Linked DNA regions of Homo sapiens: region 2 is linked to region 1. Evidence: read pairs that join two places in POLR2A ChIA-PET (ENCODE). Cell type or tissue: HepG2. All regions are shown on one strand.

The links. Peaks named below come from ENCODE experiments on the same cell type or tissue, not always from the same donor. Only the 100,000 strongest peaks of a DNase experiment are listed, where the experiment ranks them.
Region 2: POLR2A ChIA-PET joins it to region 1 with 5 read pairs; 2 of 35 experiments call an interaction of 5 or more read pairs at or near these places.

The regions. Positions count from the first base shown.
Region 1 is chr16:3,362,421-3,367,420 of GRCh38, forward strand. It overlaps LOC105371059 (a long non-coding RNA gene), which reads left to right and starts at 2,695. Exons shown (of 4, transcript XR_007064949.1): 1 at 2,695-2,762. RefSeq lists enhancers at 1,868-3,067, 2,762-2,831. In HepG2, CTCF peaks have their summits at 1,532 (motif pointing right) and 3,539; DNase peaks (open chromatin) are centred at 1,591, 2,591 and 3,551; H3K4me3 peaks cover 2,267 bases.
Region 2 is chr16:3,488,482-3,493,481 of GRCh38, forward strand. No RefSeq gene overlaps it. Among named protein-coding and RNA genes, the nearest start is that of C16orf90, 4.5 kb to the right of the region's middle. RefSeq lists a silencer at 4,567-4,776. In HepG2, a CTCF peak has its summit at 2,714 (motif pointing left); a DNase peak (open chromatin) is centred at 2,710.

The DNA.
Region 1 (5,000 bases):
GTCAGTCTGAGATGGTTCTTCAGTTTTTTTCTTGACTTTCATGATTGCCACACTATAAAAGATTGTTAGCCAGTTATCTGGTAGACAATGTCTCCATTTGGGTTTGAAGTTTCTTCACATATAGACTCAGGTTAGCATCTTTGGCAGGAATATCACAGATGGGAGGTTGCATTCTTCTCATTGTGTCCTATCAGGGGGTGTATATTTCAGTTGTTTTCATTTCTAATGGTGTTACGTGGATCACTAAATGAAGATTGTGTTGACCAGCTTTCCCATTGTTTCCCTCTTTGTAATTAATAAGTGTCTTATGGGGAAGTACTTTGAAACTATGTAAATATCCTGCTACTAATTAAACTCAATTTGTTCATTTATTTGGTTCTATCTTATGCAATTAAGGTTTTCTGTTTTATTTAATGGTTTATAATAAGGGTATCCAACCCACAGGCCACAGAGAGAAAGAGAAATACATATGTGTGTATATATATGTATATACTTATATCTGACATGCAAAGCAGTGCTCTGCCCTTGCTTTTTCCCACACTCAGGCTCTGCTTTCTCTTTCTCTCTCTCTTTTCTGTCCATTTAGTCATCTACTACCCTGCCCTCTGAATAGAAAGGCAGCAAGGTGCCTCAGAAAGTTCAACACTCTGGGAGTCAAGAACTTGAGTATTTGGGTGCACTCTGCAACTAATTAGTTAGGGTAGTCAGTGGCTCTTTATAGCACTCTGTCTCATCATCTGTAAAATGACTATAACAGGTGGCAGGAACATTGTAGGAATCAAAATAGATAATCCACATAAGAAATGCATGTGTTTAAAAAACTCCTCCATGGTTATTCTTAATCAAAGATGGCATACTTTTCTTAGAAGTGTCATCAACCTATTTCACATCCCACTCCCTGTATTTATATCCTGATGAGGTACTACTCCTTTGTGCTACCAGGGCCTTCATAAATGATGGATGAATGAAGGGGGGCAAGACTGAAGGCAGAAAGACTACATAGAAGCCTTAGTATGATCCTCCACTCTTCTTTCTCTCACACTCCACATCTCAATCTAGTAGCTCCCTCTTCAAAATATACCCAGAATACCCAATCCGGAATCACACACACGTGAAAATTAGAAAAGTATTTGTATGTCCACCAAAAGAGGAATGGTCGATTATATATATTGTGGTGGGGGGAGGTGGGGAGCAGCATGGAAAAACATTTTAAAAAGAATATGCATGGTGGTACATGCCTAAATGCAGCTTTAAAAAATTATATATATATATAAACGAAAAGAAAAAAACAAAAATTATATATATAAATGGAAAAAACCGACAAGAATTAGTAAATGTAAAAAAAATTATATATTAAGAACCAGAAAGATATACACACTAGTAATGTTACTAGTGGAGGGTGTCCAGGTTCTTGGCGTTTGGAACGAAGAACTGGACAAAACACACAAACAAGGCAAGGAAAAAAATGAAGCAACAAAAGCACAGATTTATTGAAAACAAAAGTACACTCCACAAGGTGGCAGCCCGCAGAGCATAGGGGCTCAACAGGCATGTGCCAGAATTTTTCTGGGGTTTAAACACCCTCTACAGGTTTCCTATTGGTCACTTGGTGTACACCCTATGTAAATGAAGTAGTGGCCCGTAATCGGCCCTAGGTTCCCTTAGGTTGCTTTGTGCAACCAGAGGCTGAAGTGAAGTTACAAAGGTTACACGCTATGCAAGCATCTGATACTTTCAAATTTTTGTCTGCCACGCAGAAGAGGTGATGGAGTTTGTAAAGGGAGTAGCCTCCAGTCCTTTCAGTGGGTCCTTTCCTTACTTAGGTGGGGAAAGGGAAAGTTGGGGTTTTCCTTTTGATTTAGTTCTAGGAAGTCAGCGTGAATCAGTTAGGTTTCCTGCCTCCAGACCCTATTCCTCTGCCTCAGTAACAGTTATTTTCTCTAGGGAGGGAGTGTAATTTCAGAGGCAAAGTATGAATATATTTTGTTAATCATTTGTATTTATTTATTATTTATTTATTTTGAGACAATCTCGCTCAGCCGCCCAGGCTGGAGTGCAGTGGCAATTACCTCTCACTGCAGCATCGAACTCCTGGACTCAAGTGATCCTCCCGCCTCGGCCTCCCAAAATGCTGGGATTACTGGCGTGGAGACTTCAGTTTTAAGTGAGAACGTTTTGCAGTACTTACTTAATATTAAGAAATAAAAACAACTTAGAGTGGGGGGAAAAAAAGCCACTGGATTAGATACGAGTTCTAGTCAACGAAAGTCACTTAAACTCTGTTTTGGCTTCCTCGTCTGGAAGATGAAAATGGTAATATAACTGACTGAGTAGGGTTGCTGTAAGTATGAGTTAGTGTGTAAATGTTTACAATTACGCAGGGCACACAGCAAGCGCCACGTTTTCTATCAGGGCTACTCTCACCTAACGCGTAAAACAGGATGGCATGCCCAGCGGGATCCGGGCCCTGGGTTCTCAGGCATTGTGATTGGTCTCAGCATATGACGCAAGGCGGGCTTCATTAATGAAATTGCTGTCAATTAGCGAAGGGCGGAAACCAGGCGAAGAGGGCGGTCCTTTAGAACCACACTCGCGCGACTGGCTCCTCTCTTTACAGGCTTAGCTACTGCGCATGCCTCTGGCCCTCTTGAGGTCCCGGCGTGCCCCGCAACAGCTTCCGGCGTGCTCCGCAACAGCTTCCGGCGTGACGCAGTAGAAAAGGTGGCGTGGCTGGCGATTCGTGTTCGTGAGGGCCTTTTCTGGTGAGGCGGGGCTTAAGGGTTGTGGCTCTGCTCTCTGTCCTGAGACTTTCAGATTGCACTCTGGGTTCCTGGACGCAAAAACTCGGAGTGGCTGCGTGATGCAGAGTGAACTGGGTCCTCTGGGGACGCGTGGGGAACGTGGCAGTCCGGAGTGCCGGCTTTGTTGCCCTTCGGAGCTCCAGTCCGTTCAGGTTCCCCAGTGAGGCCTCCTTTGAAGGGCTGGGTGCCTTTTGCCCTTCACGCTAAGAAAACACTCGTTTCCTAAAGCTCGATTGCGCCCTTGTGCTGAGCGGTGGGGACACGAAGACAGCACAGAAACGCTGTTTACTTTCAGCGAGCCCCCAGACTGTTGGAGTGGATAAACCCACCAGAAACAAATTACAGCGTTAGGCGGGTTAAGATGGAGCACCCTGAGAGGTTACAGACAGGACCGGAGAGTTCAGAGGATTAGGATGCTTCAAGAAGATGGGGGTAGTGGCGTCATCAATCCTCATCCTGGGGTTTTTGTCTTTGATGGTGCACTCCTTGAGGACATGAAATTTTTCTTCCACATTTCCGATACCTAGGCTCAGGTGCCCTTCCATGGTTGGGAGGGATAGAGACCAGCTGTCTCTCGTGTTTATTATCTATGGAAAGGATGAATTAGGTCTTGGGGACTTCAGGAGGGAAAATTTTGGTGAGCAAAGGCACTAATATGTCCCTAGACCAGGGGTTCTCAACCAGCGCCCCCCTGCCAGAGCACAATTGACACTGTCTGGAGACAGTTTTGTTGTCACTACCGAGGGGTGCTACTGACGTCTAGTGGGTGGAGGCCAGGGATGCAGCTAAACATTCTACAAGGTCCACGGGGTTCCCACCCCACTCCCCATCCCCAAGAACTCAAAAAACGATCTGGCTCAAAATGTCAGTGTGCTGAGGTTCTGAAACCCTACCCTGGAATGACAGCGGAAATGGAGAGACAGCAGATGTTGGAGACATCTCAGCGGAAGACTAGTTTTGTCTCTTTTTTTCTTTTTTTGTTTTTTTGAGACCGTGTCTCGCTCTGTTGCCGAGGCTGGAGTGCAGTGGCGCAATCTCGGCTTCACTGCAAGCTCCGCCTCCCGGGTTCCCGTTATTCTCCCGCCTCAGCCTCCGGAGTAGCTGGGACTACAGGCGCCTGCCATCATACCCGACTAATTTTTTGTTTTTGTATTTTTAGTAGAGACAGGGCTTCACCATGTTAGCCAGGATGGTCTCGATCTCCTGACCTCGTGATTGGCCCGCCTCAGCCTCCCAAAGTGCTGAGATTACAGGCGTGGGCCACCTCGCCCGGCCTCATTTTGTGTTCTTTATAATGCTTAAGTATTTGATGCGCAGTTGGTTAATCAGGTCTGATGAGCCCAGTCTTCCTCTTATTTTTTTCACCCATTCATTTGCCAGATATCTGTTTAGCACTAAACACTATTCAAGATGCTAGAATTCAGCTTTGAGCTGAAAAACCTCACATTCTTGCGGGGGGTGACAGACGTTAAACTTACATGTCAAGTAGTAATATATGCTATGAAGTTCCTGCAAGTTGGGGTTTCTCTTACTACCATCAGGTACCATTTATTTACTTCCGAGTGCCAAGCACTGGACTAGATACTTTACTAATATTTCTACTCTTTTCCTGTGTCCTGCAAAGTGGGTATTATTTATTTATTATTTATTTTTTTTGAGAGGGAGTCTCGCTCTGTCCCCCAGGCTGAACTGCAGTGGCGCAATCTCGGCTCACTGCAACCTCGACTTCCTGGGTCCAAACGATTTTTCTGCCTCATTCTCCCGAGTAGCTGTGTTTACAGGCACCCGCCACCACGCCCTGGTAATCTTTTTTGTATTTTTAGTAAAGACGGGAGTTTCACCATGTTGGCCAGGCTGGTCTCGAACTCCTGACCTCAAATGATCCAGCCGCCTCGGCCTCCCAAAGTACTGGGATTACAGGTGTGAGCCACCGCGCCCAGCCCTGCAAGGTGGCTGTTATTATCTTCAGATGATAAAAAGCAGATCACAGGAGTTGAATAATTTGCCCCAAATCACTTAGTATGGAGTTGAGCTTGGACTCAAACCAGATTCACCTGAAGGATAAAGTCTGTATTATTTCCACTGGTTAACATTGTGTCCCATATACGCAGCTGGACTGAATGGCATGAGAAATCTATACCTTCTTTCCTAGGGTTAAGAAAGTGAAGTAGAAACGAACTGACACTGACCTCATTCTGT
Region 2 (5,000 bases), 130 kb after region 1:
GGCGTTCAGGGACTCACGGGGTAAGGGGCGTGCCCAGGGATGGTCAGTGTATTTTCTTTTTTTTTTTTTTTTTTGAGATGGAATCTCATTCTGTTTGCACTCCAGCCTGGGTAACAGAGTGAGATCTTGGCTCACTGCCAGCTTGGCCTCCCGGGTTCACGCCATTCTCCTGTCTCAGCCTCCCGAGTAGCTGGTACAACAGGCGCCTGCCACCATGCCCGGCTATTTTTTTGTATTTTTAGTAGAGACGGGGTTTCACCATGTTAGCCAGGATGGTCTCGATCTCCTGACCGCGTGATCCGCCCGCCTCGGCCTCCCAAAGTGCTGGGATTACAGGCATGAGCCACCGCGTCCGGCTGAGGTCAATGTGTATTTTCATGAGCGTCCGCTTGCTCAGGCCAAGTGCTGCTTTCTCCACATCGACTCCCACCCCAGCGTGCCATGATTGTGGCTTTTTTGCCTCTCAGTCTGTTGGAGTGCTTCTCAAAAAGGCTTTGGGAGGTTTTGCGGGAGGGACTGTCTAGAGGCCAATTTAGGGCCAGTTTTCTTTGGGGCCAGCATGTGGCTGCAGCAGATGTCCTCTCGGGTAAGATCCTGGCTACAGCTGTCTGTGGCTGAGTTACAGACTGTCTTTTTTTTTTTTTTTTTTTTTTTTTTTTTTTTTGAAACGGAACCTGCTCTCTCCCCCAAACTGGCGTCCAGTGGCGTGATCTCGGCTCACTGCAAGCTCCGCCTCCCGGGTTCACACCATTCTCCCGCCTCAGCCTCTGGAGTAGCTGGGACTACAGGGGCCCGCCACCATGCCTGGCTAATTTTTTTTGTATTTTTAGTAGAGATGGGGTTTCACCGTGTTAGCCAGGATGGTCTCGATCTCCTGACCTCGTGATCTGCCCACCTCGGCCTCCCAAAGTGCTGGGATTACAGGCATGAGCCACCGTGCCTGCCGGAGTAACAGACTGTCTTAAAGCTTCACAGCCTAAGCAGGGGCCATTCTGTTTGCTTCCAATTCCAGCTGGGACAGGAGTCAGCAGGGACTCCATGTGGTATTAGCCAGGCAGGCTGGCGGGGCTGGAGGACCTGTGTGAAAGATGGCCCTACCCACAGGGCTGCCCACAGTGAGCTCAGCAGTGGCCATGGGCTTGGCTCCTTCCTTCCATGGCTTCCTCAGGCTAGGCTGGTTTTGCACCATACCACAGTCCCAGGGTAGACTCCTTACGGGGCCACTGACCTCCTGGGAAGCTGCCAGGCTTCCTTACTGCCCAGAAGTGACACCCCGCCACTTCTGCCACATTCTACTGGTAAAGCAGGATCTGGAGCCTGTCCCAATTCAAGGGGAGGGGGCTACACAGGGGCCAGAACACGAAGACACGTGGCTCATCCGGGGTAGCAGAAGGGCCACTGACCATAGCCTGGGACCCCCCCCCCCACCCACCCAAAATCTGGAGCCTGGGGCAACCTGTGCTCCTCTCTGAGCCTCCACTCTTTGTTCAGAAGTGAGTGGAGTCCAGGTGCGGTGGCTGATGCCTGTAATCCCAGTACTTCAGGAGGCCAAGGTGGGAGGATCTCTTAAGCTCAGGGGTTCAAGACCAGCCTGGGAAACATAGTGAGACCCTCATCTCTTAAAAAAATAGAAAATCGGCCAGGCGCGGTGGCTCACACTGGTAATCCCAACACTTTGGGAGGCCGAGGAGGGCAGATCACGAGGTCAGGAGATCGAGACCATTCTGCCTAACACGGTGAAACCCCATCTCTATTAAAAATACAAAAAATTAGCCGGGCGTGGTGGCGGGCGCCTGTAGTCCCAGCTACTCAGGAGGCTGAGGCAGGACAATGGTGAACCCAGGAGGCGGAGGTTGCAGTGAGCCGAGATCATGCCACTGCACTCCTGCCTGGGCGACAGAGCAAGACTCCGTCTCAAAAAAAAAAAAAAAAAAAAAAAAAAAAAAAAAAAGCTGGGCATGGTGGTGGCCCACGCCTGTAGTCTCTGCTACTCAGGAGGCTGAGATGGTAGGGTCACTTGGCTCAGGAGCTCAAGGCTGCAGTGAGCTATGATTGTTAAACATAGGGCCCAGCGTGGAGCCTCACCTATAATCCCAGCACTTTAGGAGGTGGAGGCGGGAGCATTGCTTGAGGCTGGGAGTTGGAGACCAGGGGCAACATAGCAAGACCCTTTCTCTACCAAAAAAAAGTTTGTAATTAGCTGGACATGGTGGCAACTGCCTTTGGTTCCAGCTACTCAGGAGGCTGAGGCAGGAAGATCACTTGAGGCCAGGAGTTCAAGGCTGCAGTGAGTTAAGATCATGCTACTGCACTCCAGGCTGGGAGACAGTGAGACACTGTCTCAAAAAAAAGAAAAGGGGAAAAAAAGTGGATTAGGCCCCTAACGGTCTCCAAGCTCCAAGGACTTTGTATTGCTGGCCTCTGTGCGGCCTCAGTTATGCCCAGCGTCCGCAGCTGGTGGCTGGTGCAGGCGTCCTTCCATGTTTACTCAGCAGCCTCCCTAATGTCAGTCTTTAAGTGGTCTCTTGGATCCACCTGGCCTCTGCGTCTCTGGGGAATGAGTGTTGTGGGAGAGAGAGAAGGCAGCTGCCCCTCCGCCACCCCATGTGACTCATCAGTGGACCTCAGGCCCGCTGCATCCCACCCACACCTGCCCCATCACAGCTGCTCTTGGGTGCAGCATGTAAACACCTGCTCTCTCAGAGCTCCCCCTCCTGGGGACCGCTACAGCCTTGGGTGTCCCCCACCCCGGGCCATGCCTGCATACTTAGAACAACCCATAAAACCACCCAAGGACTGAAGTCTCCAGGATCTGCTGTCCCAGGGACACAAGAACTGTCCAGGGTGGGTACAGGAGAAGGGAAGGAGCCTGGCTGTCCTGGGCACGTCACATGCGACCTGGCAGGAGCCCAAAGCAGGGGTGGCGCTGAGCCCTAGCCTGACCCGGGCTGCACCGGCTGGAGTGACCAGACGGGAAGGTCACTGAGGCAAACCCAGGTGCTCCCGTCTTCTTCCCATAGGATGGAGACCTGGTGGAATAGAACAAGTGTGTTAGTCCGTCTTGACACTGCTTCCTGAGACTGGGTTATTTATAAACAAAAGAGGTTTAATTGATTCAGCGTTCCAGGTGTCTGGGAGGCCTCAGGAAACTTACAATCACCATGGAAGGCAAAGGGGAAGCAGGCACCTTCTTGGCAAGGCGGCAGGACAGAGAGAGAGAGAGGCGGTGGTGGGGAGGAAGGGTGGAACTGCCAAACACATTTTATTATTTTTTTCTTTTTTTGAGACAAGAGTCTCACTCTATCACCCAGGCTGGAGTGCAGTGGCACAATCTCGGCTCACTGCAAGCTCTGCCTCCCGGGTTCATGCCATTCTCCTGCCTCAGCCTCCTGAGTAGCTGGGACTACAGGCAGCTGCCACCATGCCCGGCTAATTTTTGTATTTTTAGTACAGACAGTGTTTCACCGTGTTAGCCAGGATGGTCTTGATCTCCTGACCTTGTGATCCGCCCGCCTCAGCCTCCCAAAGTGTTGGCATTACAGGCGTGAGCCACTGCACCTGGCCCACCGCCAAACACTTTTAAACCATCAGATCTTGTGATAACTCACTATCATGAGAGCAGCATGGCGGAACCCCCCACCCCCCACCCCATGATCCAATCACCTCCCATGAGAACCCTCCCTCAACACATGGGGATTACAATTGGAGATGAAATTTGGGTGGGGACACAGCCTAACTGTATCAGCAGGCTTCTCATCCACAGTAACAGTGCTCCCGAGGGACACCGGACAATGTCTGGAGACACTTGCTGTCACAGCTTAGAGGAGGGTGCTACAGATACCAAGTGGGTGGTGGCCAGAGATGCTGCTTAACATCCTACATGCACAGGACAGCCTCCATCCCAAAGAAAGATCCCATCCCAAACATCAACAGAGTCGAGTGGAGACACCCCGGCACAGAGGAAGCCCACACCTGGGTGCGCAGAGTCTGGTCCGGCTGGGAGGAGAAGGGCTGTGCTCATCCTGCCCAGAGGGACCTGGGAGCTGGGGTCCCGCGGAGCAGTGACCTCACCTGGTAGGGGGCAGGTGGGGCCGAGGTCCACATCCCTGCCTCTGCTGCTGTCCTCCCTGGTGCCCTCCCTGACCCCGCCCTGCCTTCCTTCATCCGCTGCGCCCTCCACCCACAATGCCATGGCCTGCATTTAGGATCCTCCTGAGGCAGGAGGATCACTTGAGCTCAGGAGTTTGAGACCAGCCTGGGCAACAGCAGGACCCCCTCCCCCCAACTCTTAAAACAACAGAAAATTAGGCCGGGCACGGCGGCTCACGCCTGTAATCCCAGCACTTTGGGAGGCTGAGGTCAGGAGATGGAGATCATCTTGGCTAACACGGTGAAACCCCGTCTCTACTAAAAAAATACAAATAAATTAGCCGGGCGCGGTGGCGGGCGCCTATAGTCCCAGCTACTCGGGAGGCTGAGGCAGGAGAATGGCGTGAACCTGGGAGTTGGAGCTTGAAGTGAGCCGAGATTGCACCACTGCACTCCAGCCTGGGCCACAGAGCAAGACTCCGTCTCAAAAAAAAAAAAAAAAAAAAGACAGTCTGTAACTCAGCCACAGACAGCCGTAGCCAGGATCTCACCCCTGAGAAGGACATCTGCTGCAGCCACATGCTGGCCCCAAAGAAAACTGGCTCTAAATTGGCCTCTAGACAGTTCTAGACTGCATCTCAAAAAAAAAAAGAAAAGAAAATTAGCCAGGCATGGTGGCTGAAAAGGTGGGCTGTTGAGCCCCTACCCACCCTATGGAGCCAAGCTCAGCAGTGTCTCATCCAGGAAGCTCTCACAGACAAGTATGGTGTTCCCACAGGCCCTTGCCCTAGCTCACGCCTCTCATGCCCTGGCAACTAAGAGTGGGGGCGCGGCAGACCCATCCCTGGAGAGACACAGGACTGTTTTTCTCACCAAACTGGCCTGATGACAGACAGGCAGATGGACAAGAA